Linked DNA regions of Mus musculus: region 1 is linked to region 2. A link is a loop called in an ENCODE intact Hi-C map of the cell type or tissue named here. Cell type or tissue: gastrocnemius. All regions are shown on one strand. Links, peaks and the distances in the headings refer to the core of each region. The heading gives the core; the rest is flanking DNA. Region 1 holds the start of Gm46987 (a long non-coding RNA gene). Region 2 has its middle 84 kb from the start of Gm5885.

Region 1 (16,423 bases), core at 4,334-12,333, 89 kb before region 2:
ACCTATCTTGTTTGCTAATGTGTGTTCCTTGAATGAAGCACAATGATGGATCTTATTTTCACATCCATTTTATTAGTCTAGATCTTTTTTGAATTCAGTCCATTGATGTTGAGAGATATGAATGACATAGATTTTATTTCAAGGTCGGTGAAGTTAATGTGTATGTTTTTGTGGGGGAGGGAGACAGCTCTTCTCTTCTGTGAAATTCTGTACTGGTATGGAATTATTTCTTGTGTATTCTTGGATGTAGCTCTCCTTTTTGGTTTGGGTAAGTTAGAATGAAATTGTTCGATTGGATTTCAATACACACATTGCCGAACCAAGACGCCTTGAGTTTGGACATAATCGTTTTAAAAAACATAATTAAAGATAACAAAACTTCTGAAAATACTATTCAGATAAAAATTAACTCAATTCCAAGTGCAAAATATTTTAAATACATTCTTACTCTGAATTTCTTTACAAGATATATCTTCATTCTTTCAACAAATGAGTTCTTTTGACACTGAGATAGTACCCAAGACTATGCATTTTACCTGAGAGAATCATAGTTCTTGTGGATGTCAGAATTTTTCTGATCCTAAGTTAATGCAGGTGAAACTTAGGCTCTTGTAACCTACAAGTGACATCAATCATAAGAGTAGGTTTTCTGGGCTAAATGCACTGTGTGAGAATTAGGAGTGGGGTCTGGGATGAATAAAAATGTAAATTTGGATAAATTTAGTCCTGAATCAACAGACAGATAGGTTGAATGATTACATCATTCCTAGCATTCCAGGATGAGCAGCTATGTACCTTATCCCATCGAAGAAGTATTTGAAGAAGTATTTGAATTTTCTGACTTTTCTAGTCTACATTTGTGCACCTCTCTCTCTCTCTCTCTCTCTCTCTCTCTCTCTCTCTCTCCTCTCTTCTCTCTCTCTTCCCCTTCTTGCCTCCTCTCTCTTTCTCCCTCCCCCTCTTTTTCTGTGTAAGTGTGCACATATAATTTGTGTCTATGTGTCTGTGTGATTATTTGATCCTTTTCCTGGTAGAACTTGAAGAACAGCTTGGAAGGATCGTCCTCTCCTTTAACCATGGGGGACAGGTAACAACTGGAGGTTGTCACCTGTGCTGACCAGTTGTCCTCTGACCACCACACAGGTGATGGGCAATTTCAATAACAAAAAATAAAGATAGAGACAAACTCGCTCTAGTCCAGAAAGATTTAACAAAGAATTTAAATATTTATTAAGGATTCCTACAGGAAGAGAACATAGAATGTTATCAGCAAATAAACAAAGAACAGATAGCTAGCTAGGGGAGAGTGGGTCTGTCTTCCCAGCATTGAATTCAGTTCAAAAGAAAGTTACACTACAGGAAGATAAGGACAGTCAAGGGTAATGCTATATTTTGATCCTCTGACTATACAACCCTCAGCTTCCTTGCCCAATCAAGGAAGTTCCTGTCTTATAATATGAATTCCACTCAGTATAATAATACAGGAAATTTTTAACAAGGTGAACATGATCAATATTTCCTGTACTGAAGCAGAACACTCTCTAGGTATGTAAAATTACCAGTCGAAAGGTAAACAAAAATTTCCTGAAATGACCATGAATATGTTGGACTTATACATAACCAATAAATAAAATTAGCTTGGAAACTCAAACTTTCTGTTTATTTGGGGACATTCAATGGTATGGGGCAATCCCAACAGACTGAGAAACACAATTTTTAAAACCCTTCTGAAGAAAGTATATGTTAAAATTAATTATTGGAAAAAGAACCAAAAGACTTCAGAGAGGTTATTGACAGAATTCATTTTTTAACAATTTACAAAAAGGTATCAATAAGAAGAACAATCGTGACCATGCTTTAAACCTCCTAGATTAGTTCTATGCCTATTCTGTAGAAGAACTTGTATAAAATGGCTCACATGAGGCCAGAATTATGCTGCATAACTGAGGTCAGAAACGTTTTCAATGACTCAAAGCTTTGTGTGTGCAATTAGGTCTGCAATCAGGATTAAGGGAAGCATGCAGAAGAACTCTTTCTTCCAATGATAACTGCAGTCAACTCCATAAGACAAAGTGCTATGTGTAAGGCTGATATTTCCTAGTCAGGAGAATATGGTATCAGCCCATATTTATTAAAGTTTGCAGAAGTGACAGAAATCCAAGAAAATGACAAGAGAGAGTGTTCTCAGTCTCATATATTTTGGCTACCCCACTGCTTATGTCCTCAAGTAGAACCATAAATTAATGGATAAACATGGTCATCACTGAAAGAGTATAAAGCAAACTTCTTTAAATTGCCCTGCTTGTGTCTCTAGCCTCCACTTTTCCTATGAACATTTGTTTTTCTTCCATCATCAGTTCTGGTAAATCTTTGAGCAGTTTCTCTTGACTCTGCAGCCCTAGTGTTACTTCTCAAGTGTTCATGCAGCAAATGCCTCACATCACACCCTTGCTTGTTGGAGATGGAGGGAGCGAAGTCCTCTGAGCTTCAGTTCTCTATTAGCTGTTGTGAAGACAGTTTCTCAGACTAATTAGTTATTAATGTTGGTCTCAGTTCTGCATGAACACAGCTGGGAACACACTGGATTTCTGACACTCAGTTTTTCACTTTTATATTTTAGATTCAAGGCATCAAAAAGTAGAAACATTGGATTCAAAAAGTGAAACAGAAAATACAAAGGAAACATATAGTTTCACAGAAAATGTTGCCAAGGGTTTCTGGCAACATTTCTGGGTTTGCTGTGTAGTTCCTTAGAATCATATTTATGCCAGGTTTTAAATCACAAAAAAAGATACAGTTGACAACGCCTTTCCATGAATCAGTGGTATTAACATTATAACTAATAACTGAATTGCATTTTTGTTATACCTATTTAACTACTTGAAAGTCATGTTTTTATCTTGAGTTGCGTATGTTATACAACTAACATTCTGCTTCTCATGAAAACATAAGATTACTTTTCTCATATTAGGGTATCCCGAGCTTATCCCTGTCCCGCGGGAAATAAACACAGGACACACCAGGTTCTTCCGTGGTTAACTTTTACTTCAATAACATAGTGAGGTAGACAAAGAAGGCTCAGAAAGTGTGTGGCTTAAATACTTTTGGCGACGTGTCTAAACTAGGACTGGTAGCAACACCCATGATCCTCATGCACCCTGGGGATAGGTTAAAGCCCCCAGTGGTTGGGCAAAAGCCCCGGGAGAAGGACTGGTGACTTTGGCGGGCTGTGCTCTCGCAGCTGCGCACAAAGAGGTTTAGCACCATCTAGTGGCGGCACATATATTGCAGCCCTTTACATTAGGGGGAATAAGAAGCTGGAAGTTGAGTTGTGTATGTTTCTTCAAAATCCCTCAGTATTAATTATAAATGGTTAAAAGTAACTACACTCCAATAGAAGTAAAACTTAAAAACACTTTGTCTTAATAAGGATAAGCTTCTTATCATTCGAAGTTTGAGTGTAAGAATATAAATGAATGTTTAGTTACAGTATTTAGTCAGGTATGACACGGAACTAAAAATAAAGAGGAAGGGAAAGATGCATAAGATCGTAAAAATGTAAATCTTCATAGAAGAAAGAATTAACTCTAACATATACCAAGATGTGAACTCAGGTAAATAAGAAATTAAATGAAAATGGACATATGATATATTTTAATAGGTGAGAACCATATAAGTCTAAGAGTTGTTCTATATGAAACGAGCCTTCTTTTCTTAGAGAAAGTAAGAAAGAGAAAAAGTGAAAGGCAAGGAGGGAGGGGGATAGGAGGGAAAGAGAAGGAGAATGAGCAGGAAGAAGAACATGCTAGGCTTAGTGGAACATGGCTTTGATCCCAATACTAAGATCACAGTTTACTCTCTATCTAAGTAGTTCAAGGTCAATAAGGACTATGAGTGAGGTCCTTATTAAAACAACAACAAAAACAGCAACAGCAACAGAAACAACAGCAGCAACAACAAGAACAACAACAACAAAAGCAGTAGCAATAAAAAACAAAAGCAAAATAAGATAGCATAGGGAGGTACACTTTGGTCCTGATAAGATCTGAAACTAGATATACAAACTGATTGCATTGGCCTCTGTGTTCATTTCTGTCATTGTGGGAATAGATCTTTTTGTTCAGAAGACTCCTAATTGTACCATGTCCAGTTTTGGAGCTTGGAAAATGATGATAAATGACAGCTTATGATGCAGGATTGTAATGCATTGTGTTCACACTTTGTTATCTCTACATATCACATCTCTAATCAGAACAAAATTTCTCAGAGAAATTTAATTGTATTGTTGCTTTCCATTCCTGTTCAAATTAATTCTCAATGGGGCTTTATCTGTTGTTGCATGCTGAAGGCTGACCCCTGCTTGTGCCAGGTTATGATGGGGCCACATCTCACAAAAGCACTGTTTTCAACAGGTCAAAGTTAGCCCCTCAGGTTTTCCATCTTTAAGTAATACAGAGAAGATGTAAGAAGACCAATGTAAGCCCTAAAAATCAACTGATAAAACAACTGTGCTATTAAACTTGGTTGAATTGTATGCAAACATTTAGAACTTAATAAAATGGGCAAAGACTTCAGAGATCTAGATTGATAAGGAAGGGTCAAGGGAGAATACTTGGATCATCCTTCAAGAGAAAATGAAATAGACTACATAGTCTCCCTGGGGGCAGGTAGAAATGGGAACAGGATGGATCAGGTAGGAAAAATGGATGAAGGGAGAAAGACCTGGGAGAGAAGGTTGATACTGTGAGTCTTCTCAGGGGTGAGGTAGAAATGTAGAACAATGGAAACTCCCTGGAATCTACAAGGATGACCCTAGTGAAGAATGCTAGTAACAGGGGATACAAAGCCTGAACTGGCCAACTTTGGTAATAGATCAAACCCTCCAGTGGAGAGAATAGGACCTCAAATGTAGCCACAAAAACTTCAACCTTAAATATGTTCTGCCTGCAAGATATTCCAGGGTAAAGTGGCACAGATGTGGTTAAACTGGCCATACAATGACTAATCCAACATAAAACCCACACCACTAGAAAGAACCTATTCCTGACAATGCCTGCCAGCACAGCCACCAGAAGCTAGGAGACCTAAAGACCCACGATAGAACAAAGTGATACTGGCAAAAAATGAAATAATGAAATGATTCCTAATAATATTCTGCTGCATTCACAGAGAGAACCCTAGCATACTAGCCATTAGAGAAGCTCCATCCAGTAAAAAGATGAGAGCACATGCAGAGATCCACACAAAATATTATTCAAGAATAAACTTAATCCTTCGGGAGATGGGAAAAAAAGGATTATTTTAGGCAAAGGGCTTAAGGACACTGCAAGAAAATGCCCCACAGAATTGATTAACCAGGACTCATAGAGGCTCACACAGGCTGACACAAAAATCTCAGACATGACATTGGTCTGGACTAAGCCTTCCTTATATACAATGAGGTTATTTAGTTTGTAGGACTCCTAAAAGAATGATGCAATATGTCCCTGATTATATTGCCTACTCTGAGAGCATTTCTTCGTACTGGCTTTCCCCCATCAACCTTGATATGAGTGTTTGATCCTAGTCTTTGATCCTGTAAAGTTCCTTTCTATGTTTGGATGGTATCACTGGGAGCTCTGCACTTTTCTGAATAAAACTAGGGAAAGCAGTGAGTCTGGAATAAAGAGAGTTGGAGTGATGTAGAAAACTCTGCAAAGAAGACAGAATGGAGCCTGTAATTTGGATGTATTTTATGAGAGAAAAGGAAAGGAAAGGAGAAGGGAATAGAAGTAAGAAGTTGAAGGTTGCCTACAGTTATAACATGAGCTAAAGACCACCGTAGTCTCCACAGGACCCTATCACAAATGCAACTAATAAAAAATAATTTCATCTGGATGGAGAGATGGCTAAGTGTTTAAAAGCCTTCACTGCTCTTTCCAGGTCCTGAATTCAATCCCAGCAACCACAGGCTGGCCACAGACCATCTAGTGGGATCTGATACCATCTTATGGATTACTCATAGATATAAAATAAATAGATCTGAGAAAATCATATTATCACCAAAATCAATCAGCCTTTACCACAGGATGGGATCAGGAAATGTTAAGTGTAGGAAATCCTTTTTGAAATATGGTCAGGAATTTATGTCTCTTTTAAATGCATTTATTGCAGGTAAGATAGAGACATGAAGAAATTCCTAGCAATTAAAAGATGGAATTCAATTATAATTTAGTCAAATTCACATCAATAGAACTAAGTTTAAACTAACATATTTATCATTTATGTAGCAGTTGGATAATGGAATGCTGATTAGAGTTTTTTTTTTTAGCAATATTAAGAAAATTGGACCCACTTACTTTAGATCCAAAAAATTGGAACAGAAACTGCAACAAGGGATTACAAAAGTACAAACCTGACAGATGAACTAGGGAATGTTACAGTGTTGAAAACTCAGGTTTTCAACTCCTTCAATATATCTAATCAGTTTCCTTTAACTGGAAAATAATTCAGCAAGAGACCTTAAACTTATATATTATAATATGGATTTGTAATGCAGACTGCAAGGAAGAATCATTTAGTTACAGAGGCATAAAGTGTTTTCCTTTGCTATCTGTGTTGTGGGGGAAAAAGATGGAAATATTTGCAAGTATTTCTGGTGTGTTTTGCTAGGTGTTGTTTTCTTGGAGCTACAGCTCTGAAATCCTCTCCCCTCCCTTATAAAGAAACACAGACAACACTCAGAAATTGCATGCTGAAAATTTTATTGGAATATTGTTGACAATCAACACTGATCTGTTGATCTATACGTTTGAAGGACATATTTTTATCAGGTACTCTCTGAAACAGAAAAGAAGGAGAAAAGATATTAAAAAATTAAGACATGTTGAACGTTCCTTAACTGGTATTGGTCCCCCAGAAGTGAGAGCAGAGAGAGCCCACACCCTCTTCATCCTGCATCTCCTTCACCTCATTCCTTCTCCATTTTCTCAGGTTTATTCTTGTCAGGTACAGAGAAGAAAATGGAACTAAACTGTTTCTCACAAGATGAATGTGAATGATTATGTTAGGTTGTTCACTCATTGGTTCTGATATAAAAGGTTCCAGGATATATTTCCAAATATTTTAGTGCTATGTTCCCTGACTGATTGAACAACTGAAACTTACCTAAATATTTATTAACATAACAAGCCATAAAACACCATGACAGTCCATGCAATTGAATCCTGTGTATGCTACCAGCAAAATTAAATCAAACAAATCATGCTACGGGGAGATGCAGAGACTTTATGAAGCTATGAATTTTCTAAGAAATGTGGGTTTGAAAATAAATATTCTAAGGGTCTATGTAGACCTTTCATGTAAACCTCAATTGTGTATAATATTTACTCACATACACATATTAATATTTTTAAGGTTATTGCCAAAGGATTAAAAAATGACTTTCAAGAACAAACAATAGGAACTTACTATAATATATAACTATGATATTCAGCCAAATGTAATCCTAGGGATATAGATTGTGACCAACTTGGGCATACACCAATTTAGAAGAACATATGAAAAATCTGAACAAGGTTAGAGGTATCTATAAGGGAACATTTAGAGACAATGGATCTAAACACCCTACGTGAGTTAGGCATATTGTATATACTTAAGTTGAGAAGGCAGTGAAGGTGAATTCAGAGGACATAAGAACAAAGAATGATTGCTTCTATACTTCTATAAATGTAGTCAATGCAAAGAGTAAACATTGTTACAAAGTAAGGTAATAAAAATAAATTTTATAAAAGGGAGCAATGGAGCATAAAGTTGCTGTGGAGTTATGTGCCTCAGGGGCACAAGTACATTGGAGATCTTGTGCAATATCAGCTTAGACCATCAAAGCCATGCCACCTTGTACTGTCTGAATGCTAAGACTTGAAATGAGGCTGAGGCTTATGCAATGTGCATTTGCTGACAACAAGCAAATTTTCACACTATGAATTGACAAATACCAAGGCAAGGTCTTTATATTTATTAAATTTGACTCATTGATCTTACCTAATTTATTTAATTCCATGGTACAAAAGGGAGTGGAACAAATTTTATTTCTTTTCTTATCATTTTCAAGATAAGAGAAATGATTTTATCTGCTCTACTGGCTCTAGACTGTTCAGAGCCATCCTGAGACGTAGGAAGATTCTTCTGTGGGGGTAGTTCTTCTGACTTTTCAGGAGAGGAGGGAAGTTCCTTTTTAACATCTTCTACACTTTCTTCTCCAGATTGATTTCCCTGTTCTTTCACAGCAGAATCAGAAGGCCCCAGACCCTCTGATTGTTGTAATTCCAGAGTTTCCTGTCGCTGTTCCTGTTCACTCCCAGAGTTGGCAGAAGACTCATTTCCTGCTGGAGCTGATTCAGGCTCTTGGACATTCCCTGTATTTACATTAGCAGAAGAAAGATCTGAACATGAGTCCTGGGTTTGATGCACAGGAACTGCATAGAAAGGTCCAGAAGATGTGAGCACATTGATAGAAGACTTTCCTCTTGTTTTCTTTCCCTGACCTGATCACACAATCCTTTCTCTCAGAACCTGTCTTCCAGCTGCTAACTACCTCTCCCAGACATCCTCATGTTGGCTTTCTAATTCCAAATTCCAAAACTACTTAGGTTAATTTCTGGAGGGCTGAAAGTTATACTTCAGGTCACAATAATAAAATCTCTGCTGTGCAAAGTGTTTTAGTTAGAGTTTACATTCTCAAGAATGGAATATTAGTTAACTGTTCAATACCTACACATTTCAATACAGAAAAAGACTAACAATAACGGTGTAGAATAAATATACTGCATGCCTAGGGACAATTTGCTTCTGTTTTTCCTTAAATCAAAGACAACTACCTAGTAACAGGAAGGCAAAGAGAAACCAGACAAAGGAAACAACCCCATCTTGTTCATGAAGCTTGATTATTATATACAGGAACACCAAGGAAAATAAAACCATGGATTTTCTCACAATCAGAGAAATAAGTATAAAGGCACATTTGTTTCCTGCCTCATCTCACAGTGGTGATTTGGGCTGGGAAGCTAACAAATTTCTTCTACAGTTATGGAAGATTTTTTTCTCCTTCGTTCAGTTGGCTAAACTCAGTATCGTCTCTATCATCAGGTTGAGGAATATTTATTTATATTCATAAAGAAATTAACAGTGAAATGAATATTTACTCATGTATAAGACATATATGACGAGACAACACACTGAAACACAGACAGTTGAACAGCATGCAAAAATGATGGACATCTAGAAATAAAGAATAGCATAAAGAGAAACTTCAGACTACAATCATTCAGAGCTTACAGAGCTACCAAAAAAGTGACTTCCAGAGTAAAACTTCTTAGTACAATTAAGCTGAACACTTACTGTCTGAGACGATCCTGTAAAAGTACAAGGATGCAAAAGCATGTGCGATTTCCCTGTGTTCTTACCTTCCACCAAATCACAAAGAACTTTTTAATTCTCCCAGAAACACTACCATCAAACAGTAACATATATATAATTATACTGCATACTTCAAAATTATCCTCCATGATTCAGCTTGAGAATATGTCCCACTCATTTTTTAAAATTAACATCCCTTAGGACAGTCAGGAGGCAAATCCCTGAGTACGCATCTTAAAAGGTTACATGCTCTGCTTCACGTTCTAGAGGTAGGCTGAGAAAAATGTATAAGGTGGCTCTGATAATTTTAGGTTATTATCTATAGCATTCAATATAGTTTCTATATCTATGCTTTGAATTAATCTGGACATGTTTGTCTATATCATGTTTCTGGCACCCAATATGCAGCAAAGCTGTCTGCTCCCACTCTCTCCTCTGACTATAATATGCTCTCAAATCTACCCTTTGTTTTCATGTCTCTTTACACAATGCAGAGCACTTTCCTGAACACAGAATGGGCCATCTTATTTTTCTCTTCAAGAATTTACTAAATTTCAGGTAGAATATTAAGTAAAAAAGACCATGTTACATGATAAAGACATAACTATTCCCATCTTTCTCACAGATATCCTATGGGCCTGTCTTTCTTCTCATGCATATCTGTTATTTCTCCCCTGCTTTCTCCTCTCTTTTACTTGAATGTCTCAAGGTCCCACCCTGTATTTCTTGGTACCTTCATCTGCACTCTGAGCTGAGCAGGACCACAAGCATCTTGGAGGAGACTCTGGACTTCTCGCAACTGTGTGCTGAGACATGCATGCCCATACTCTTTATAAAAGCAAGACAAACAAAGGTATCTTTGAGCATCAACTGGATGACATTGCTCCATTATTTCTCTTTGGGACTGTAGCCCAGCAGGGTGGAGTATGGGAGATTTCCAATGAGCTTTAACTACAGGAACAACATCTAATATGGTGATGATGTTAAAGGACAATTGTCTCTTTACAGACAAGTATTATTACATTGTTTGTGTGCACCACATTCTCAATCCACTCAGGAGATGTAAGGCATATAATTTGTTACCCTTTCCTAGCTTCTGTGAGAGTATTGCACAAGTATCTGAAGAGTAGAATGTTGAGTCCTCTGGAGTACTATAAAACCAGTAAATCATTGTTATCTTATAAATTTTCTTTTAGGTTTTCAGAATTCCTGACCCCTAATTCCATGCTGTTTGCTCTAGTTTCCTCTCCCACAAAAAACTGAAAGTGCACAGAAGGGTAAACATCTTCTGAAGGATATGTTGTCACCTATTATCTTGATCTTCACTATTCTGACTGATGTAACACCAAATCTCAGTGTACTATTAATTTGAAATTCTCTAACTGCTATACTTCTGTAACCTGGCAGGAAATCTCATATTGCAATCACCCCAAAATCATTTGCTTCTTAGAAATCATTAGAATCTTTTGGTTTGAGGATCCAGAGTTTTTTTTTTGTCCACATATGAAGTTTATGATGTTAGACAATTTCTGAGAAGAATCTCATAAATTTTAAATTAGGATTATGTTGAATTACTAAATATTATTATGATACACATGATACAATGCTGATGATACCAAACCATGACCATGGGAGTTCTTTCATCCTCTGATGCCTTGCTACATCTCTTTTCTCCAGAAAAGAGCTTTCAGTGTAGAAATCTTGCACATCTTTGGTTAGGTTTCCGTATAGGTAGATTTTGATGCTATTTTCAATAGTATTGTTTTCATGTTTTCTTTCTCAGTAAATTTGTATTTGGTATAAGGAAAGGGTACCTTTTTTTCCTAAGTTATTCATGTTTTCTGCTGCTTTGATAAAAACATTGATCCTTTCTCAAACATTTAGTAGGTAAATAAATGGGCCTAGTAAATGATAACATGAGTGATGTTACCCAAGGTACAGTAAGGAAGATGTTCCATGTACTAATCTGTTAATGGTCCATAGCTGTGATTCCTTAGAATTGAATATATAACATGGAGTAGCCAAGGATGTAAAAAAGACCAATCATGTGATGGAGGGAAAGAAGTTTTAAAGTCCATGGTAGAATAACAATTCTATGAGAAAAGGTGGGAAATTTTTAAGGAAATTATCTGGTTAGAAGTGACATGCAGAAGTAGAGGAAAAAACAAAGGTAAATAACATGATATATGTTTAGAAACATTATAGAGACATCTGTTTAATTTTTACTTGAAACAGTTAGAATAAGTAAGTTTATATGTATCCAAAAAGTATATGTATATTTCAAATGATATACACTATTGGGCTGATAATGCTCCCCACAGGCAGCATAGATGGTCAAACCAAAACCACAGAACTGGGCATGGGGGAATTCCTGTACATTGTTTGGTCCAAGACACAAAACAATATCAGTTTTGTAATTGTTTCTGGCTGCATCCTAGAACTTCATTATAAGACCCTATTATAGATGACCCTACACACTTTGGACATACAACATGGAAGGATAAAGCTGGTAATATCCTAAAAAGGTCCAACCTGAAATGTACCGCCTATAAAAGTTTCTGTGAAGCTTGATAAATAAAATAACTAGTCAATAGTCTCTAATAAAAAAAAATCAGTTACTCCCACTTTCCGAAACAGTATAGTCTCTAACTTCATTGTAAATTCTTAAACTTTCTTCATGCCATAATGAGTGTGTATTCTGAAAGGAAGATGCTAGGCCTTGGCAAATCTTCTCTAGGCATAACTTCATAATTCTCTCTACAATTAAGGGCTGGAAGGAAGAAAGAGAAATTGATTAGTTCTGGGAGTTTCTTCTATTGAATGCAAGATAACTATATGGTTTCTCCAGATATGAAATAGACAGAGAGAATACCCTGATTGGTTTTCATTGGGTGACTTAGGAAGGCTTCAGTGGGAAACAGAGAGAGAGAAAAAGATTTAACAAGAATCAAGCTATATGTTTCATAATGTGTACTCCTGGAAGAAGAAGTCCTACAGGAAGCCAGTCTTGACCTTGGCTCTGTGTCCTACAACACAGTGGGAGCTTCTGTTAAATGTCATTTCACTCAGATCCATTACCTGACTTCCTTCAGTGTCAACAATGAGTGCAGAGTGTACTGTATCATGAAGAAAAAATATCACCTCTGATTTCAATGGAAACAGAGATCAGGTTACAGAAGAGTGGGTAAGCAAAACTATTAGGAAGGAAAGTGGGGATGAAGAATGGGTAGGTATCAGGTTGAAGTTCTGCACATCTTAGACATTTTGTTCTGCTTTAATATTATAATATTTAATGCAACTCTTTATTTATCAAGTGTATATGTTTCCTGTTCAAGAAGTCAATAAAGATATGTAATGGAGTTTGATTGAACCTACCCTCTTTTTGTTAGAACCTAGTGGGGACCCCCCCACCCAATTCCCGATTCGGCGTGCACCCAAAAAAATCACGAAGGACCATCTTGATGTAAATTCATGAGGACGTTTAATGATGAAGCTCCAGACCGACATGCATCCCACATAGGAGATAATGGATGTCGGCCAGGAGACTCGAAAGCTAGGGGTTTTTATGGGGTAAGGGGCTTAGGGGTGTGGAATTCAGCATAGCGACACACTATTGGCTTATTCAAACATTAACAGAAAGATTACATATCAGCAAAAGTGCATCAGGACTTTGTTCCTGTGGGCTGGGGGCTTATCTTTGTTCACATAGCAACCAGTTGATGTATAACTTAACTGGCGTCAAGGGGCAGTAGACAGAGGGGAGGTTCTGGCCAGGTGGTGTTGACCCAGACAAGATAGCCCTCCTTGTCCTTGCTTTTTTTTTCTTCATTTTTACAGTCAGGCTGTTTTTAGGAATGTCTTATCAACAGCCCTTTCTGTTCTGCTTTGTTCTCGCCCCCAGGCAGCCTCTAGGTTCACAAACAACCAGCAATTTCTGAGTACTTTATATGACTTACAGGTCTTGAAATTTCATCTTCCTTTCATTTTCCCTCCTCCATTTCAGTACTATCCACCCAACTGGGAATGTTTTCCTAATTTTGAGTGTTCTTTCTTTGAAAGTCACTGAGTCCACCTGCATGTGCACTGCTGTGAAGCTAGATTACTTAGATTACATTGATGATGTCCATTTCTAACAACATTTCTGAAAAGAACATTATTTTATTCTCTTTTCCTATGCTTTTTATTTAGAATCTTTAATTCATAAAAATATAATGGCTTTTCTTGTGATATATTCATGCATATGCATCACTGTACTTTGTTCATGAGAATCTCTTACACTACCTTCCTCCATTCTTTCCTTTTTTCTTCTGTTAGTTATTTTCTTTATTTACATTTCAAATGTTATCACCTCTACATGTCTACCCTCCAGAAACCCCTTTCCCCTCTCCCTGATTTTTCTAATACCAGTCTTCCCTTATTTATGCTTGCAACTCTCTCCTCTTTCTCTCTCCTCTTTCTCTCTCTCACTTTCTCTCTGTCTCTGTCTCTGTATCTCTCTCTCTCTCTCTCTCTCTCTCTCTCTCTCTCTCTCTCTCTCTCTCTCTCTCTCTCTCTGTGTGTGTGTGTGTGTGTGTGTTTAAGCCAAACTTCTGTTGCCCAAATGTTCTTGGCTATGTAGTCCCAATTTCCTCCATTCATTTGTGCACAGTTAGGAAAATACTGGTTCTATGACTCTCAGATCTTGACAATTGTTTTTGGATTAAGAGAAACTCTTATTATGTAGGTCCATGGAAAGTATTCCCAGGTGTTTCTAGGCATGCTGTCTGGTTGTTAAGTTAGTTTTAAGTGAAAAATTTTCAATACTCAAGAAATAAGTTTTAATTGCCAGTGCCTACTGATATTTTCATGGGATGTACTTTTCAAATTCAAAAAAACACCTCACTGTAGTTTGTCTTTTACCTGATATAACCCTTACCTTACCCAGTTGCATAAATTATACAAATAAAACATATTTTTCTGATGAAAATATAAATTATTTTCCTTAGACCGTGAAAACAATGAAAGACTAGAAGCACAGTTACTCATATATTCCTGCACACTTCATGAATAGTCCTAAGTACTAGTTTCTAAGTGAACAAAACTACAAAGATAGAATTAAAAGTTTAAAATAATTTTATCTTGTCTGCATCATGGTGTCTTTCTTATCATTTGCATGATGATCAAAATAATCTTAAAGAACATTTAGGGACAGGATGGTCTCTTTCATACATAACACGGAACAAGGAATTATAATGAAAGTTACATAAGGAAAACCACAGAAAAATTTAAATCTTCTTACGGAAAAGAAAGTACTCTAACAAATAACAAAATGTGAAGTATGACAAGAAATTGGAAGTAAAAATATATATTTAACATGTTTTCTAGCAGCATCACAGATTTGTGGGGAGAAAACCATTACTTTCTGAGAATGGTTCTGTTTGGTAGGAGACTTCTTTTTTTACCTAAAGATAAAAATGCAGGATAGAAGGCATAGAAAGGGGGGCATGAAAGAGGAAGGGGGAAGGAAGGAGGGAGTAAGCAAGTGAAAGAGAGAGAGGGGCTCTTTCATCCTGATAAGGTCTGAAGGGTTCACAGGAACTGATTGCCTTGATCCTTCTGTCAATTTGCATAGTTGGGTGAAAATGTCCCCTTGTTTTGATGACTCCAATATTTGCCATAACAGGTTATTAGAGATTGGGAATTGATGACAAATAATCCTTCATGCTGTAATATTGCAATACTAGCACTGCCTCAACTGTGCTATAATTCTTCTACTCAGAATCAAAGTTCAGAATGAAATTTGATTCTCACTTCCTAAATAATGGCACAGACCCTTTGAAATCCTTGTTCAAATTACTTCTCCTAAGGACTGAATCTCCTGTTGCCTGCTGAAGACACCCCCCCCCCCCCCCCCGTGGATGGTTGCACACCATTATGCTGGGACTATCTTTCCCAAAATACTGAATTTTCAAGAGGTCATTACTGTCCCATGTGGTTTCCATCTTTTAAGAATTCATAGAAATAATGAGAATTGAGAAACAAGTCCACAACAGGAAAAAAAAAAGATAAAACAATCCTATATTGAACAAGAACTGATTCTTGGCAGAACTGTACCCAGGAATCTAGAACACATTAAAATGTGGATGCTGCTATTCAGACCCATGTGCAGCAGTGTCTGAGGAGAGAAGAGCTCTGAAAGATTTCCTTCTGTCACTCACCTTGCTCAGTAATCTGTAATCTGAAAAGTTGACATCATGCTTTTTAATAGCTGTGTCATAAATATAAAATTCTGTAAATTCACCACATTTTACTTATCCAATTTTAGTTGAGGGACATCTAGTTTATTTTAATTTCTAGATATCATAAATGAAGTTTCTACGGACATGGTTGACCAAGTGTCATTGTGGTATGGTCAAGCATGTGTTTTGTTTTGCTCAGGAGTGGTATAGCTGGCTCATGGGGTAGGACTATTTCCAATTTTCTGAGATGTGCCAAATTGATTTCAAAATCATTGCACAAGTTCGACTCCCACCAACAATAGAGGACTATTAACCTTGCTCAACATCCTCACTACAATGAGCTGTCACCTGAGTTTTGATCTTTGTCATTCTGACAGGTATAAGATGAAATTTCAGAATAGTTTTTATTTGTATTTCATTGATGACTAATGATGTTGATCATTTCTCTCAATTAAGAGCTTCTTGGCCATTAGATATCCCTCTGTCAAGAAATTATGTTTAGACCTGTATCCCATTTTTGAAATGGTTTGCTGATGTCTACATTCTTTTAATGTTCTTTTTTTATTGATTATATTATTTATTTACTTCTCAAATGTTATCCCCTTTCTAAGTTTCCCCTCTGCAAATGCCATCTTGCCTTTCCCTGCTTATCTGAGGATGCTCCCCAACCCACACACCATGGCCTAACCAACCAAGTATTCCCCTATAATGGGGCATCAGGCCTTCACAAGTCCAAGGCCTTCCCTTCGAATTGATGCCAAATAAGGCCATCCTCTTCTAAATATGTAGTTGGAGCCATGTGTCCCTTC
Region 2 (16,423 bases), core at 5,364-13,363:
GCTTCAGGGTGTGAGAGTAACTGGTTTCTTAATGGAGACTGTTGACTACTTTTCTTATTTATCAAGCAACATTTATAAGAGGTACTTTTCAGGCTGGACATTTTAGGGTAGTACCTGCTTTACTCTTCCATGTCACATGTTCAAAATATGTAGTGTCATCTACAATAGGTCCCTACATTTAAGCTCTAGGATGCAACCAGAGACAATTTCAAAATTGATATTTTTGTGTGTGTGTATGTGTGTGTGTGTGTGTGTGTGTGTGTGTGTGTGTGTGTGTGTCTTGGAACAACCAATCTACAGGAATATCTCCATGCCCAGTTATGTGGTTTTGGTTTGGTTGTCTATACTGTCTGTGGGGAGCATTATGAGTCTAGTACTGTATTTCATTTAAAGTATACCTGTACATTTGGCTACATATACATTCATGTTTTCTGTTTCAAGGAAAAATAAAACAGATGTCCCTGTAATGTTATTCACCTTTCTTTCGTTTGTCTACTTCTGTATGACACTCCTCACCAGTTCATTTCTTTTCAATATTGACATCTTTTTTTTTCATAGCATCTTTATTCTACTATGGGATTCTTTAAAACCTTTTCCCTCTAACACATGGTTTGTCTTTATTATGTCCTTGGCTACTCCATGTTATATATTTAATTCTAAAGACTCACAGCTATGAACCATTGACAGCAGAGAACATTGAGCATTTACCTTAATATATCTGGGGAAACATCACTCATTATAACATTTTCTAGGTCTATTTATTTACCTACTAAATCATTGAGAAAGGATTAATGCTTTCATCAAAGTGGCAGAAAACAAGGTCAACTTAGGGGAAAAAAGGTACCCTTTCCTTTCACCAATTATAAATATACCAAGAAAGAAATCATGTAATTTTTCCTATGGAAAATAGCATGAAAATCTATCTATACGGAAACCTAACCAAAGATGTGCAAGATTTCTACACTGAAAGTTACAAATCTCTGAAAAAAAGAGATGTAGCAAGATATCAGAGGATGAAAGAACTCCCATGGTCATGGTTTGGTATCATCAGCATTGTATCATGTGTATCATAACAATATTTAGAGATTCAACATAATCCCAATAAAAATACATGAGATTCTTCTCAGAAATTGTCTAACATCATAAACTTCATGTACTGACACAAAAAGCTCTGGATCAGCAAAGCAATTTTACAAAACAAATAATTTTGGGGTGATTGCAATATCAGATTTCATGCCAGGTTACAGAAGTATAGTATTTTAAAACTATGATAATCATTAAAAACTGACACATTGATCAATGGGATGAAAAAGGAGACCCACACTTGAGTATGCATAGCTATAATCATGTGATATTTGATAAAGGTACCAGAAATTCACAATGAAGGTAAGACAGCATCTTCAAGAAATGATCCTGGTAAAACTGAGTGTCCACATACAGAAAAATGATATCTACATTTTTCACTCTACACAGAAAATCAATTACAAATGGGTGAGACACCTTAATGTGAAACTTAAAGTCCTGAATGTATTAGAAAAAAACAAAGGCAGTGCTAGTCCAAGTGTTGTAATGAATAAAGACTTCATTCAGACAGAACTTAAGGATAATAGTGGACAAAGATGATCACATATAACTAAAAATCTGATCTGTGAGGCTAATGAAATAATCAATCAAGCAAAGATACAGCCCAACAGGTGGGAGAGAATCCTTTCCAGCTATACTTCTGATGAGATTAATATCTAGAATACACAGCAAAGTCAAAACAAAGAAAAAATCCAGAGAGTTAATGTCTCAAATGAAAACTGACAAAGGATCTAGAAAGAGGATTCAAACACAGGAAATTATACTGGCAAACAAACATTGAGGGTTGTGTTCAAAACATTGAGGGTTGTGTTCAAAATTCTTAGCAGTTAGAAAATTTCGAATTAATAGTACATTAAGATTTTGTCTGTCAGAATAGTGAAGATCAAGATAATAGGTGGCAATATATCAGCAGATTGTGTTTACCCTTCTGTTCACTTTCAGTTTCTGTGGGAGAGGAAACTAGAGCAAACAGTATGGAATTAGGAGTCAGGAATTCTGAAAACCTCAAAGGAAATTTACCAGATGACACTGATTTACTGCTGCTTGGGTTACTCCAAAGGACTCAACATCCCACTCTTCAGATACTTGTGCAATACTCTCACAGTAGCTAAGAAGGGCAAACAAACTATATGCCTTACATCTCCTGAGTAGATTGAGAATGTGGTGCACACAAACAATGCAATAATACTTGGCTGTAAAGAGACAATTGTCCTTTAACATCATCACCATATTAGATGTTGCTCCTGTAGTCAATTCTCATTGGAAATCTCCCATGCTCCACCCTGCTGGGCTACAGTCCCAAAGAGAAATAATGGAGCAATGTCATCCAGTTGATGCTCAAAGATACCTTTGTTTGTCTTGCGTTTATAAAGAGTATGGGCATGCATGCCTCAGCACACACTTGAGAGAAAGTCCAGAGCCTCCTCCAAGATGCTTGTGGTCCTACTCACAGCAACCTTGCTGGCCCTGAGCTCAGCTCAGAGTGCAGATGAAGGTACCAAGGAATACAGGATGGGATCCGGAGACATTTAAGGAAAAGAGTCAAGAAAACAGGGGAGAAATGACAGACATGGATGAGAAGAAAGACAGGGCCATAGAAAGATGGGAATAGTTATGTCTTTATCATGTAACATGGTGTTTCTACATAATATTCTACCTGAAATTCATAAAATTCTTGAAGAGAGGAATAAGACAGCCCATTTTGTGTTCAGGAAAGTGCTCTGCACATGTAAAAAAAAAAACATGAAAACAAAGGGTAGATTTGAGAGCATATTGTCATAGTCAGAGCAGAGAGTGAGAGCAGACAGCTTTGCTGCATATTGGGTGCCAGAAACATGATATAGTAACATGCCAGGAATAATTCAAAGCACAGAAATATAGAATATATTGAATGCTATAGACACTAACATACCATTATCAGAGCCAATCTTATACATTTTCCTTAGCCCACCTCCAGAATGTGAAGCATAACATGTAACATTTTAAGATGTGTACTCAGGGATTTGTCTCCTGACTGTGTTAAGGGATATTAATTAAAAAAATGAGTGGGACATATTCTCAAGCTGAATTATTCAGGATAATTTTGAAGCATGCAGTGTAATTACAAATAGAGAACTATTTGATAGTAGTGTTTCTGGGAGAATTAAAAAGATCTTTGTGTTTTTGTGGAAGGTAAGAACACAGGGAAATCACACATGCTCTTGCATCCATGCACTTTTACAGAAGACATTTTTTAGTAGGACTTCAGTAATCTCTGAAAGATTGTAGTCTGAAGTTTCTCTTGTTTCTATTCTTTATTTCTAGATGTCCAGAGTACATCTGATGTCCAATCAGAACCAGGTAAACACAATCCATCATCCTTGCATGCAGTTCAACTGTCTGTGTTTCAGATTGCTGTCTCATCTTATACGTCTTATAGATGAGTAAATATTCATTTCTCTAAGTATATAAATAAATATTCCCCAACCTGACGATTGAGATATGATTAAGGTCAGCCAAATGAACGAAGGAGAGACAAAGCTTCCATAGCTGTAGAAGAGACTTGTCTGGTTCCCAGCCCAAATCACCACTGTGAGATGAGGCAGAAAACACAAAAGCCTTATACTGACTTCTCCGATTGTGAGAAAATCCATGGTTCTATTTTTCCTTGGAGTTCCCGTATAAAAAGCAGGTTTCATGAACAAGATGGAGTTGTTAGCTTTCCCTGTTTTCTCTTTGCCTTCCTGTTACTAGGTAATTGTCTTTAATTAAAGGAAAAACAGAAGCAAATTGTCCCTGGTCATGCAGTATTGTACACCATTATTGTTAGCTTTATTCTGTATTGAAGTGTATGGGTATTTAATAGTTAACTTATATTTCATTCTTGAGATCACAAACTTTGACTAAAACACTTTGCACAGCAGAGATTTTATTATTGTGACCTGAAGTACAACTTCAGCTACCTTGATGTTAACCTAAGTAGTTTTGGATTGTGGAATTAGAAAGCTAAAATAAGGATGTCTGGGAGAGGGAGTTAGCAGCTGGCAGACAGGTTCTGAGAGAAAGGATGGTGTGATCAGGTCAGGGAAAAAAACAAGAGGAAAGTCTTCTATCAATGTGCTCACATCTTTCGGACATTTCTATGCAGCTCCTGTGAATCAAACCCAGGTCTCAGGTTCAGATCCTTCTTCTGCTGAGGTAAATACAGGGAATGTCCAAGAGCCTGAATCAGCACCAGCAGGAAATGAGTCTTCTGCAAACTCTGGGAGTGAACAGGAACAGCAACAGCAAACTCAGGAATCTCAAGAAGCAGAGAGTCAGAGGCCTTCTGACTCTGCTGTGAAAGAACAGGAAAGTTAATCTGGAGAAGAAAAGGTAGAAGAGGTTAAAAAGGAACTCCCCTCCTCTCCTGAAAAGTCAGAAGATCTACCACAACATATACTTCCAAAGAAGAATCATCCTAATTTTCAGGTTGGATCTGAGTATTATGAAGCGATTAGAATGAATAAAATCATTTCTATTATTTTGAAAATATACAAAAAGGAAAGAAATTGTCTCCAGCACACTTTTTTATCTGCCCTTAAATAAATTAGGTAAGATCATTGAGTCAAATTTAATAAATATATAGATCTTGCCTTGGTATTTGTCAAATCATAGTGTGAAAATTTCCTAGTTGTCAGCATATGCACATGGCAATAGCTTCAGCCACATTTCAAATCTTAGCATTCAGACAGTGCAATCAATCAAAGTGGTATGCCTTTGATGGTCTAAGCTGATATTGCACAAGATCTCCAATGTACTTGTGCCCCTGAGGCACATAACACCACAGCAACTTTATGCTCCATTGCTCCCTTTTATAAAATTTATTTTTATTACCTTACTTTGTAACAATGTTTACTCTTTGCATTGACTACATTTATAGAAGTATAGAAGCAATCATTCTTTGTTCTTATGTCCTCTGAATTCATCTTCACTGCCTTCTCAACTTAACTATATAACATATGCCTAACTCACACATCAATGTTTGGATATATTGTCTCTAAATGATACCTTATAGATACCTCTAACCTTGTTCAGTTTTTTAATATGTTCTTCTAAATTGGTTAATGCCCAAGTTGGTCAGAATCTATATTCCTAGGAATACATTTGGCTGAATATCATAGTTATATATTATATTAAGTTTCAATTTTTCCTTTAAAGTATTTAATTTTAACCATTGGCAATAACCATATAAATATTAGTATGTGTATGTGAGTAAACATTACAGACAATTGAGCTTTACATGAAAGGTCTATGTAGACCCTTAGAACATTTATTTCCCAATCCAGATTTCTTAGAAAATTCATAACTTAGTAAAGTCTGTGGATCTCCAGGTAGCATAATTTGTTTGCTTTTATTTTGCTAGTTGCAAACACAGGATTCAATGCATGGTCTGTCATGATGTGTTTATGGCTTTTTTCGGTTAATAAATATTTAAGTTATTTTCTGTTCTTCAATCAATCAGGACACATAGCACTAAAATATTTGGAAGTAAATCATGGAATCTTTTATATCAGAACCAATGGGTGAACAATCTAAGATACTTATTCACATTAATCTTTTAAGAATTAGTTCAGTTCCATTTTCTTCTCTGTGCCTAAGAAGAGTAAACCTGAGAAAATGGTGAAGGAATGAGGTATAGGAGATGCAGGAAGAAGAGAGTGAAGGCTCCTACCACTATGGGATAACAATAGCAGTTAAGGAACATTAAACATGTCTTAATTTTTTAATAATTTTCCTTTTTTCAGAGAGTACTTTTTAAAAAAATTTTTATTACATATTTTCCTCAATTACATTTCCAATGGTATCCCAATGTCCCCCATACCCTCCCCCCCACTTCCCTACCCACTCATTCCCATTTTTTGGTCCTGGCGTTCCCCTGTACTGGGGCATATACAGTTTGCGTGTCCAATGGGCCTCTCTTTCCAGTGATGGCCGACTAGGCCATCTTTTGATACATATGCAGCTAGAGTCAAGAGCTCCGGGGTACTGGTTAGTTCATAATGTTGTTCCACCTATAGGTGTGCAGATCCCTTTAGCTCCTTGGGTACTTTCTCTAGCTCCTCCATTGGGAGCCCTGTGATCCATCCATTAGCTGACTGTGACCATCCACTTCTGTGTTTGCTAGGCCCCGGCATAGTCTCACAAGAGACAGCTACATCTGGGTCCTTTCGATAAAACCTTGCTAGTGTATGCAATGGTGTCAGCGTTTGGAAGCTGATTATGGGGTGGATCCTTGGATATGGCAGTCTCTAGATGGTCCATCCTTTCATCTCAGCTCAAAACTTTGTCTTTGTAACTGCTTCCATGGGTGTTTTGTTCCCAATTCTAAGGAGGGGCATAGTGTCCACACTTCAGTCTTCATTCTTCTTGAGTTTCATGTGTTTAGCAAATTGAATCTTATATCTTGGGTATCCTAGGTTTTGGGCTAATATCCACTTATCAGTGAGTACATATTGTGTGAGTTCCTACGTGAAAGTGTTACCTCACTCAGGATGATGCCCTCCAGGTCCATCCATTTGGCTAGGAATTTCATAAATTCATTCTTTTTAATAGCTGAGTAGTACTCCATTGTGTAAATGTACCACATTTTCTGTATCCATTCCTCTGTTGAGGGGCATCTGGGTTCTTTCCAGCTTCTGGCTATTATAAATAAGGCTGCTATGAACATAGTGGAGCATGTGTCCTTCTTACCGGTTGGGACATCTTCTGGATATATGCCCAGGAGAGGTATTGCAGGATCCTCCGGTAGTACTATGTCCAATTTTCTGAGTAACTGCCAGACTGATTTCCAGAGTGGTTGTACAAGCTTGCAATCCCACCAACAATGGAGGAGTGTTCCTCTTTCTCCACATCCTCACCAGCATCTGCTGTCACCTGAATTTTTGATCTTAGCCATTCTGACTGGTGTGAGGTGGAATCTCAGGGTTGTTTTGATTTGCATTTCCCTGATGATTAAGGATGTTGAACATTTTTTCAGGTGCTTCTCTGCCATTCGGTATTCCTCAGGTGAGAATTCTTTGTTCAGTTCTGAGCCCCATTTTTAAATGGGGTTATTTGATTTTCTGAAGTCCACCTTCTTGAGTGCTTTATATATGTTGGATATTAGTCCCCTATCTGATTTAGGATAGGTAAAGATCCTTTCCCAATCTGTTGGTGGTCTTTTTGTTTTATTGACAGTGTCTTTTGCCTTGCAGAAGCTTTGGAGTTTCATGAGGTCCCATTTGTCAATTCTCGATCTTACAGCACAAGCCATTGCTGTTCTATTCAGGAATTTTTCCCCTGTGCCCATATCTTCAAGGCTTTTCCCCACTTTCTCCTCTATAAGTTTCAGTGTCTCTGGTTTTATGTGAAGTTCCTTGATCCACTTAGATTTGACCTTAGTACAAAGAGATAGGTATGGATCGATTCACATTCTTCTACATGATAACAACCAGTTGTGCCAGCACCAATTGTTGAAAATGCTGTCTTTCTTCCACTGCATGGTTTTAGCTCCCTTGTCAAAGATCAAGTGACCATAGGTGTGCGGGTTCATAAAAATATGTCCTTCAAACCTAAAGGTCAACGAATCAGTGTTGATTGTCTATACTCTTCCAATAAAATTTCTGCATGCAATTTCTGAGTGTTGTCTTTGTTTCTTTCTAAGGTAAGGAAGAGAATTTCAGAGCTGTAGCTCCAAGAATACACCACCTAGCAAAACACACCAGGAATACTTGCAAATATTTCCATTTTTTCACCCACAACACAGATAGCAAAGGAAAACACTTATGCCCCTGTAACTAAATGATTCTTCCTTGCAGTCTGCATTACAAATCCATATTATAATATATAATTTTAAGGTCTCTTGTTGAGTTTTTTTCAGTTAAAGGAAACTGGGTAGATGTATTGAAGGAGTTGAAAACCTGAGTTTTCAACACTGTAACATTCGCTAGCTCATCTGTCAGGTTTGTACTTTTATAATCCCTTGTTGCAGTTTCTGTTCCAATTGTTTGGATTTAAAGTAAGTGGTTTCACTTTTCTTAATATTGCTAAAAATCTCTATTCAGCATTCCGTTAACCAACTGCTACATAAATGATAAATGTGTTAGTTTAAACTTAGTTCTATTGATGTGAATGTGACTAAATTATAATTGAATTCCATCTTTTAATTGCTAGGAATTTCTTCATGTCTCTATGTTTCCTGAAATAAATGCATTTAAAAGAGACATAAACTCCTGACCTTATTACAAAAAGGATTTCCTACACTTAACATTTCATGATCCCATCCTGTGGTATAGGTTGATTGATTTCTGTGATGATATGCTTTTCTCAGATTTATTGATTTTATATCTATGAGTACACCACAAGATGGTATCAGATGCCACTAGATGGTTTGTAAGCCAGCATGTGGTTGCTGGGCTTGAACTCAGGACCTACTAAAGAGCAGTGAAAGCTTTTAAACACTTAGCCATCTCTCTCTCCAGAAAAAATTATTTTTCATTAATTGCATTTTTGATATGGTTTTATGGAGACCACGGTGGTCTTTAGCTCATGTTATAACTGAAGACAACCTTCAACTTATTATTTTCATTCCCTTTTCCTTTCCTTTCCTTTCCTTTCCTTTCCTTTCCTTTCCTTTCCTTTCCTTTCCTTTCCTTTCCTTTCCTTTCCTTTCCTTTCCTTTCCTTTCCTTTCCTTTCCTTTCCTTTCCTTTTCTCTCATAAAATATATCCAAATTACATACTCCAGTCTGTCTTCTTCACCCAGTTTTCTACATCCCTCCCACTCCCTTTATTCCAGACTCACTGCTTTCCCTATTTTTATTCAGAAAAGTGCAGAGTTCCCAGTGATACCAACAAAACACAGAAAGGCACTTTATTGTAAGACTAGGATCAAACACTCATATCAAGGCTGAATGGGGCAAGTCAGTAGGAAGAAATGGTCTCAAACAGGCAATATCGTCAGGGAAATTTTCTATTATACTATTTATTAGGAGTACCACAAAACCTATAAACTAAACAACCTCATTATGTATATAGAAGGCTTAGTCCAGAACAATGTCATGTCTGAGATTTTTTTTACAGTGTGTATGAGCCTCTATGAGTCCTGGTTATTTGATTCTGTGGGACATTTTCTTACGGTGTCCTTGAGCCCTCTGCCTAAAATAATCCTTTTTTATTCTTCCACGTTCTGAAGGATTCAGTTATCCCTAAATAATATTTTGTTGTGGAGGTTTGCATCTGCTCCCATATTATTGCTGGATGGAGCTTCTCTAATGGCTAGTATGCTAGGGTCCTTTCTATGAGTACAGCAGAATATTATTAGAAATCATTCCATTATTACATTTTTTGCCTCTATCACTTTGTTTTATCATAGGTCTTTAGGTTACCTAGCTCCTGGTGGCTTTGCTGGCAGACATTGTCAGAAATAGGTTCTCTCTAGTGATATGGGTTTTATGTTGGATTAGTCATTGTACGGCCAGTCCAACCACATCTGTTCTAGTGTTACCCTGGCATATCTTGCAGGCATGACACATTTAAGGTTGAAGTTTTTGTGTCTACTTTCGGTGTCAAGTTCTCTCCACTGGAGGGTTTGAGTTTTTAGAGAACTGGCAAGTTCAGGCTTTGCATCCCCTGTTATTGCCATTCTTCTCTAGGGTCACTCTTGTAGATTCCAGGGAGTTTCCATTGCTCTACATTTTTACCTGATGCCCGAGAATACTCTCAGGTAAATCTTCTCTCCCAGAACTTTCTCCCTTCATCCATTTTTCCAACCTGATCCATCCTGTTCCCATTCCCAGCTCCCCCGAGGAAGAATATGTCATCAATTTTATATTCTCTCACAGGATGATCCAAGTATTCTCCCTTGACTCTTCCTTATCAATCTAGCTCTCTTAGCTCTCTGCCCATTTTATTAAGTTCTGAATTTTTGCATACAATTCTACCAAGTTTAATAGCATAGTTGTTTTATAAGTTTATTTTTAGGGGTTAGCTCTGTCTTCTTACATTTTGTCTGTACTATTTAAAGATGAAAAACATGAGGAGCATCTTTGACCATTTGAAAACATTGCTTTTGTGACATATGGCCCAGCATAACCAGCATAACCGTACATGAGCAGGGGTCAGCCTTCAGCAGCAAAAGCAGATTAAGCCCCTGTGAGAATTAATTTGAACAGGAATGGAAAGCAACAATACGATTAAATATCCCTGAGAAATTTTATTCTGATTAGAGAAGTGATATGTATATATAACCCAGTGTGAGCATAATACAGTACAATCCTGCATCATAAGTGGTCATTTGTCATTATTTTCCAAGCTCCAAAACTGGATATGGTATAATTAGGAGTCTTCTGAACAAAAAGACCTATTCCAACAACTACACAAATTAACACAAAGGCCAGTGCAATCAGTTTCTATGTCTAGTTTCAGATCTTATCAGGACCAAAATGTACCTCCCTATGGTATCTTATTTTGCTTTTCTTTGTTATTGCTACTGCTATTGTTGTTGTTGTTCTTGTTGTTGCTGTTGCTGATGCTGTTGCTGTTTCTGTTGTTGTTTGAATAAGGATCTCATTCATGGTCATGATTGACTCCTTAGATAGAGAATAAACTTTGATCTTAGTGAGTATTCAGATCAATGGTATGCTCCACTAAGCTTAGCATGTTCTTCTTCCTGCTCATTCTCCATCTCTTTCCCTCCTCAACCTGTCCCTCCATGCCTCTCCCTTTTTCTCTCTTTCTCTAAGAAAAGAAGACTCATTTCATATAGAACCACTCTTAGACTTATATGGTTCTCACTTATTAAAATATATCATATGTCTATTTTCATCATTTAATTTCTTATTTACCTGAGTTCACATCTTGGTATATGTTGGAGTTAATTCTTTCTTCTATGAAGATTTACATTTTTATGATCTTATGCATCTTTCCCTTCCTCTTTATTTTCAGTTCCATGTCATACTTGATGAAATACTGTAACTAAACATTCATTTAGATTCTTATGCTCAAACTTCGAGTGATAAGAAGCTTATCCTTATTAAGACAGTGTTTTTAAGTTTTACTTCTATTGGAGTGTAGTTACTTTTATCCATTTATAATTAATACTGAGGGATTTTGAGGAAGCATACATGTGTATCTTCACAACTCAACTTCCAGCTTCTTATTCGCCCCTAATATGAGAAAAGTAATCTTATGTTTTCATGAGAAGCAGAAATTTTAGTTGTAAAATGTATGCAATTGAAGATAAAAACATGACTTTCAACTAGTTAAATAGGTGGCTTATAAGAGTACTCAGACAGAAAGTGATAAAAAAAGAAAAGAAAAGAAAGAAAGACAGAGAGATAAAGTAAGAGAGAGAAAGATATGAATGAATGAATGAATGAATGAAGTAAGAAATGAAAGGAAAAGGAAAGAAAAGAAAAGGAAAAGGAAAAGAAAGAAAAAGTCAAGGAAGTGGTTCTTAATGATATCCGGCTGTACTCATAGGTCAGTGCATAGCTCATTTTTCATCAGTGTCTTCCTCCACCAGCTGATGACAGCAGATGCAAAGACCAACAGACAAGCATTAGCTGGAGCTCTGGCAGCCCCTTAAAAAAGAGAGAAGGATTTTAGGTTATAAAGGGGTCAAAGACACCAGGAGATTCAGGACAGCAGAATCAACTTAGCATGACTCATGGAGGCTCATAGACACTGAAACAGCAATGATGAAGCCTGCATAAGTATTAGCTAGGACTATAACAAAAAATGTGTTGTTGTCTAGAGTAGGATGGTCGTTAGACTCCTAAGAATGGGAATGGGTGTGCTTCTGATTCATTTGCCTGCTCATGGGACCCTTTTACTCCTACTAGACTGCCTAGTCCAGCCTTGATATTAGTGTTTATGCCTAGATTTATTGCATCCTGATGTGCTTTTTTTAAATATCCCTGCAAGTTTTGAATTTTACTGAAGAAAAACAGAGGAGCAGTGGATCTGGGAAACAGAGGAGGTGGAAGAGCACATAAATGAGGGAAGAAGGGGAGCCTGTAGTCCAGTTGTGTTATATGAGACAAATTTAAGGAAAAGAATGTTGTTGGAGATTTTCTACAGTTACATAGTAAGCTTAAGGCCAGCCTTGGTTCCATAAAACCCCATCACAAATGCAACTAATAAAAGTCATATCATTACAAAAATAACTGTCAACCTATACATGTCAGCAAAGGCTACACAATATAAATACCTTCAGGAAAAATTGTAAAGTGTTTTGTTTTCATTTAGTGTGTTAATTACAAATAAAGACAGAGGGATGAAGAGTCTTATCAATTAAGAGATGACAACTAAGTCTAGTTTGTCTGGGTTGACTAAAATTAAGACTTGTATTACTGATTGCTTATGGGGTACTCTAAAGCACTAGTACTTGAGAAGAAATTCACTTTTGTAAAGGAAAATTAACTTCTATCAAAGATGGAATTATGTGTATATCATTGTTGGTGACTGTGATGGTTTGTATATCCTTGGACCAGAGAGTGGCACCATCTGAAGGTGTGGCCTTGTTGGAATAGGTGTGACCTGGTTGGAATGGGTGTGTCACTATGGGTGTGGGTATAAGATCCTTACCCTAGTTGCCTGGAAGTCAGTCTTCCACTAGCAGCCTTTGGATGAAGACATAGAACTCTCAGCTCCTCCTGCACTATGCCTGCCTGAATACTGCCATGCTCCCACCTTGATGATAATGGACTGAACCTCTGAACCTGTAAGCCAGCCCCAATTAAGTGTTGTTTTTTATAAGACTTGCCTTGGTCATGGTGTCTGTTCACAGCAGTAAAACCCTAACTAAGACAGTGACTAACAGGCTATAATTTTGTACTTGTTTACTAAGTTTGTTTTTAATACAGAGAGGAAGTCATTTAATACATCACTCTAAGCATAGAGCATTACTGTTGGAATACAAATATGCAAACAGTTCTATCTCCAATTACATGCTCAAAATTCAGTTACTAATAATCTCATGTTTATAAATACATATCAGAAATTCACAAAGAGATAGCATTTAAATTCTTATATTTATGCCAATTGTTTGGAAAGTCTTCCTTCAGCAATATTATACAAGAAACATTATTCAATAATATAGTTAGTGTACTTTCATCCACTAGAAATGACACATTATATAACTCTGACATACTGTGTAACATTGAGCCAATATGCAAAAGAGAAACAAGCTGTTTAGGACAACCTGTTGTGTCAGATATGAGATCAATGGAGCTGCCAGGCCACCATTCCTTTGCTCCTCTCATTAAGGGGTATTATTTGTGCCCTCCAGCACATACTGCAGAGAAAATCCAAAGGCTCCTCCAAGATACATATAGTCCTACTCTGCTCTCCCTGTGCTCAACTTACAGCACAGATGAAAGTATGAGAACTTGGATATGGTTGTTTGTGACTGTGAATTGGGCACAGGAGACCACACTGCTGAAAGCAAAACAGAATGAAGGGAAGTAACTGTGAAGAATAACTGGCTTTTCAGTTCACTGGACAAGAGTAAGAGATGTCCTCACTATGCATCAAGAAAATTTTGCTATTAATATACTTTTGAAAGTATGTATGTAAAAGATGGAACAAAGCAGCCAAGGGAAGTGATTGATTCGCACAGAGATTCTGCTATGCTGTCAGCTTTCATGGGAAATGAAAAGGCTGATACAAAAAGAACAACTGTGAAAATATCTTCATAATCAAAACATACAGTAGTTCCAACTAGCCAGGTTCTACACACAGGATATAAGAGAGATAAAGAGATAAATACCTATCATAGTTCCATCAGAGATAGAGAGTCACATAAGGAATGTCACTTTCTCTACAGGGTCCTGTGTACACAATTTCCATATTTACTACTTCAGGATTTAACAAGTAGTATATACATTTATGCCCAAATATCACATTCTTAATGTCAGATCTAAAGAGCATGCAAATAGACACAAAGTCTTCATGATAGAAAGGGGTAAGAGATGCTGAAGTGAACATTGCAATATGGAGAGTAAAGCCAGGTATGGTATGATTGCTAATTCCTCTAATCCCATCCATAACTAGGAACATCATGAGTTCAATGTCATTCTCTACTAAACATTAACATTGAGGCTAGCCTGAGCAACTTGAGAGTTTCAAAAGATTATAAAATCATATACATTATTTCACTAAAGCAAGCAGAGCATGGGGTGGCTGCTACAGGAAGACAGAATAATTATTTCCTTTCTGAATTTAAAAGAGGTAGGTGCATTTGGGATAGAAGAAACTCACTAATTCATTCTATTCCCTCAATTCCACCAGAATCTTTAACTGGCTGGCCTGATTGTTTATAGTAGGATGGATAGAAATTGAAGGTTACTTTTGCCTTTAGGACATTTGTGACCTTGGGCAATTTGCCATTTAACTTTACAAGTAATCCTATATTTTTTTTTCTAAGAGATCCAACTTGAATAATCATCCTTCAATAAAAGAAGAAAACCAGTTGGCTTCCATTAAATATTTCTCCTTTTCCTCAGCCTTTCTTGGATCCCCAATCCCTTCTTTTAGTCACTTTGATGGAAAGGAATGGAAGAGTAATCACTCCTACTCAAATGTCATAAACAACTCACCATTTTGACCCCTAGGCCCTGACTACAACAATGAACTTCAGTAAAAAACCAAGTGTTCATGACACATTTGCCTATCCCATGGAGAAACGAAGGTGGGAGAACTTAGTGCTAAGTACTTTCCTCTTAGTCCTGCTTTCATTGTGTCCTATACATTTGCATATGCTGTCCCTTAATTTTCCTTGAATTCTAGAAAGTCTTCAATTTGTTTCCTTGATTCTTCCCTGACTCAGTTATCATTGAGTAGAGATTTGTTCGGTTTCCATGAGTGTATAGGTTTTCGGGTGTTTCTGCTGTTGTTGACGTCCAGCTTTAACCCATGGTGGTCTGATAAGATGCAAAGCATAATTTCAGTTTTCTTGTATATGTTGAGGCTGCTTTATGGCTGACTATATGGTCAGTTTTGGAGAAGGATCCATGATGTGCTGAAAAGAAGGTATAATCTTTTCTGTTTGTGTGAAACACTATACAGAAAACATTTTCTGTATATTTTGTATTCTGGTCCATTTCTTTCATAAAATCTGCTAGTTTCATTACTTCACTGTTTAGTTATTCTAGATGACCTGTGGATTACAAAGAGTAGGGTATTGAAGTCTATCTCTATTAATTTGTGGTGTTTGCTGTGTGTCTTAAGCTTTAGTGATGTTTGTTTTCAAGTGTGGATACCTTTACTTGTATAAAATGGCTCACATGAGTCAACAATTATGCTGCATAACTGAAGCCAGAGACGTTTCTAATGACTCAAAGCTTTGTGCATGCAATTAGGTCTGCAATCAGGTTTAAAGGAAGCATACAGAAGAACTCTTTCTGCCAATGATAACTGCAGTCAACTCTTAGACAAAATGCTGTGTGTAAGGTTGATATTTCCTGGTCAGGAGAATGTGGTAGTAGCCCATATTTATTAAAGTTTGCAGGAGTGACAGGAATCCAAGACAAAAAGAAGAGGACACCTGTTCTCAATCTTGGATATTTTGGGCACACCACTGCTAGTGTCCTCATGAAGTACCATAAATTAAGGGATATCTTTGGCCATCACTGAAAAAGTATGAACCAAATTATCTTTAAATTGCCCTGATTGTGTCTCTAGCCTCCACTTTTCCTATGAACATTTTCCCCTGTGTTTCTCTTCAATCATCAGTTCTGGTAAATCCTTGAGCAGTTTCTCTTGACTCTGAGCCCTAGAGTTATTTCTCAAGAGTTCATCTGGCAAATACCACATATCACACCCTTTGATAGTTGGAGATGGAGTGAACAAAGTCCTCTGAACTTCAGTTCTCTATTAGCTGTTGTGAAGACAGCTTCTCAGGCCAATTAGTAATTAATGTTGGTCCCAGTTCTTCTTGAGCACATCTGGAACACACTGGATTTCTGACTCCCAGTTGTTCACTTTTAAACTTTAGAATCAAGGCATTAAAAAGTGGAAAAATTAGATTCAAAAAAGTGGAACAGAAAATACAACAGGTTTTGTAGGTTCTGTAGGTTCACAGAAAATGTTGTCTAGGGTTTCTGGGTTTGCTGTGTAGTTTGTTAGTCAGATTTAGGTCATGTTTTTAATCCCAAAATAAGATACAGTGGACACTCCCTTTCCATGATTCAGTGGTATTAACTTTACAATTGATCACTGAATTAGAGTTTTTAAAACCCATTTAACTAGATGAAAGCCATGTTTTTATCTTCAGTTGCATATATTATACAACTTAAATCTCTGCTTCTCATGAAAACATAAGATTATTTATTGCAGGG

The links. A loop is a pair of places that touch in the nucleus more often than their neighbours do. Peaks named below come from ENCODE experiments on the same cell type or tissue, not always from the same donor. Only the 100,000 strongest peaks of a DNase experiment are listed, where the experiment ranks them.
Region 1: it touches region 2 in a loop (5-fold over the local background); 9 of 42 quality-filtered maps call a loop at or near these places.

The regions. Positions count from the first base shown.
Region 1 is chr6:133,693,748-133,710,170 of GRCm38, reverse strand. Gm46987 (a long non-coding RNA gene) reads right to left here and starts at 8,985. Exons shown (of 3, transcript XR_001785444.1): 1 at 8,974-8,985. In gastrocnemius, for the core only: no CTCF peak of the experiment used is centred there; no DNase peak of the experiment used is centred there.
Region 2 is chr6:133,605,290-133,621,712 of GRCm38, reverse strand. It overlaps the pseudogene Gm34314. Among named protein-coding and RNA genes, the nearest start is that of Gm5885, 84 kb to the right of the region's middle. In gastrocnemius, for the core only: no CTCF peak of the experiment used is centred there; no DNase peak of the experiment used is centred there.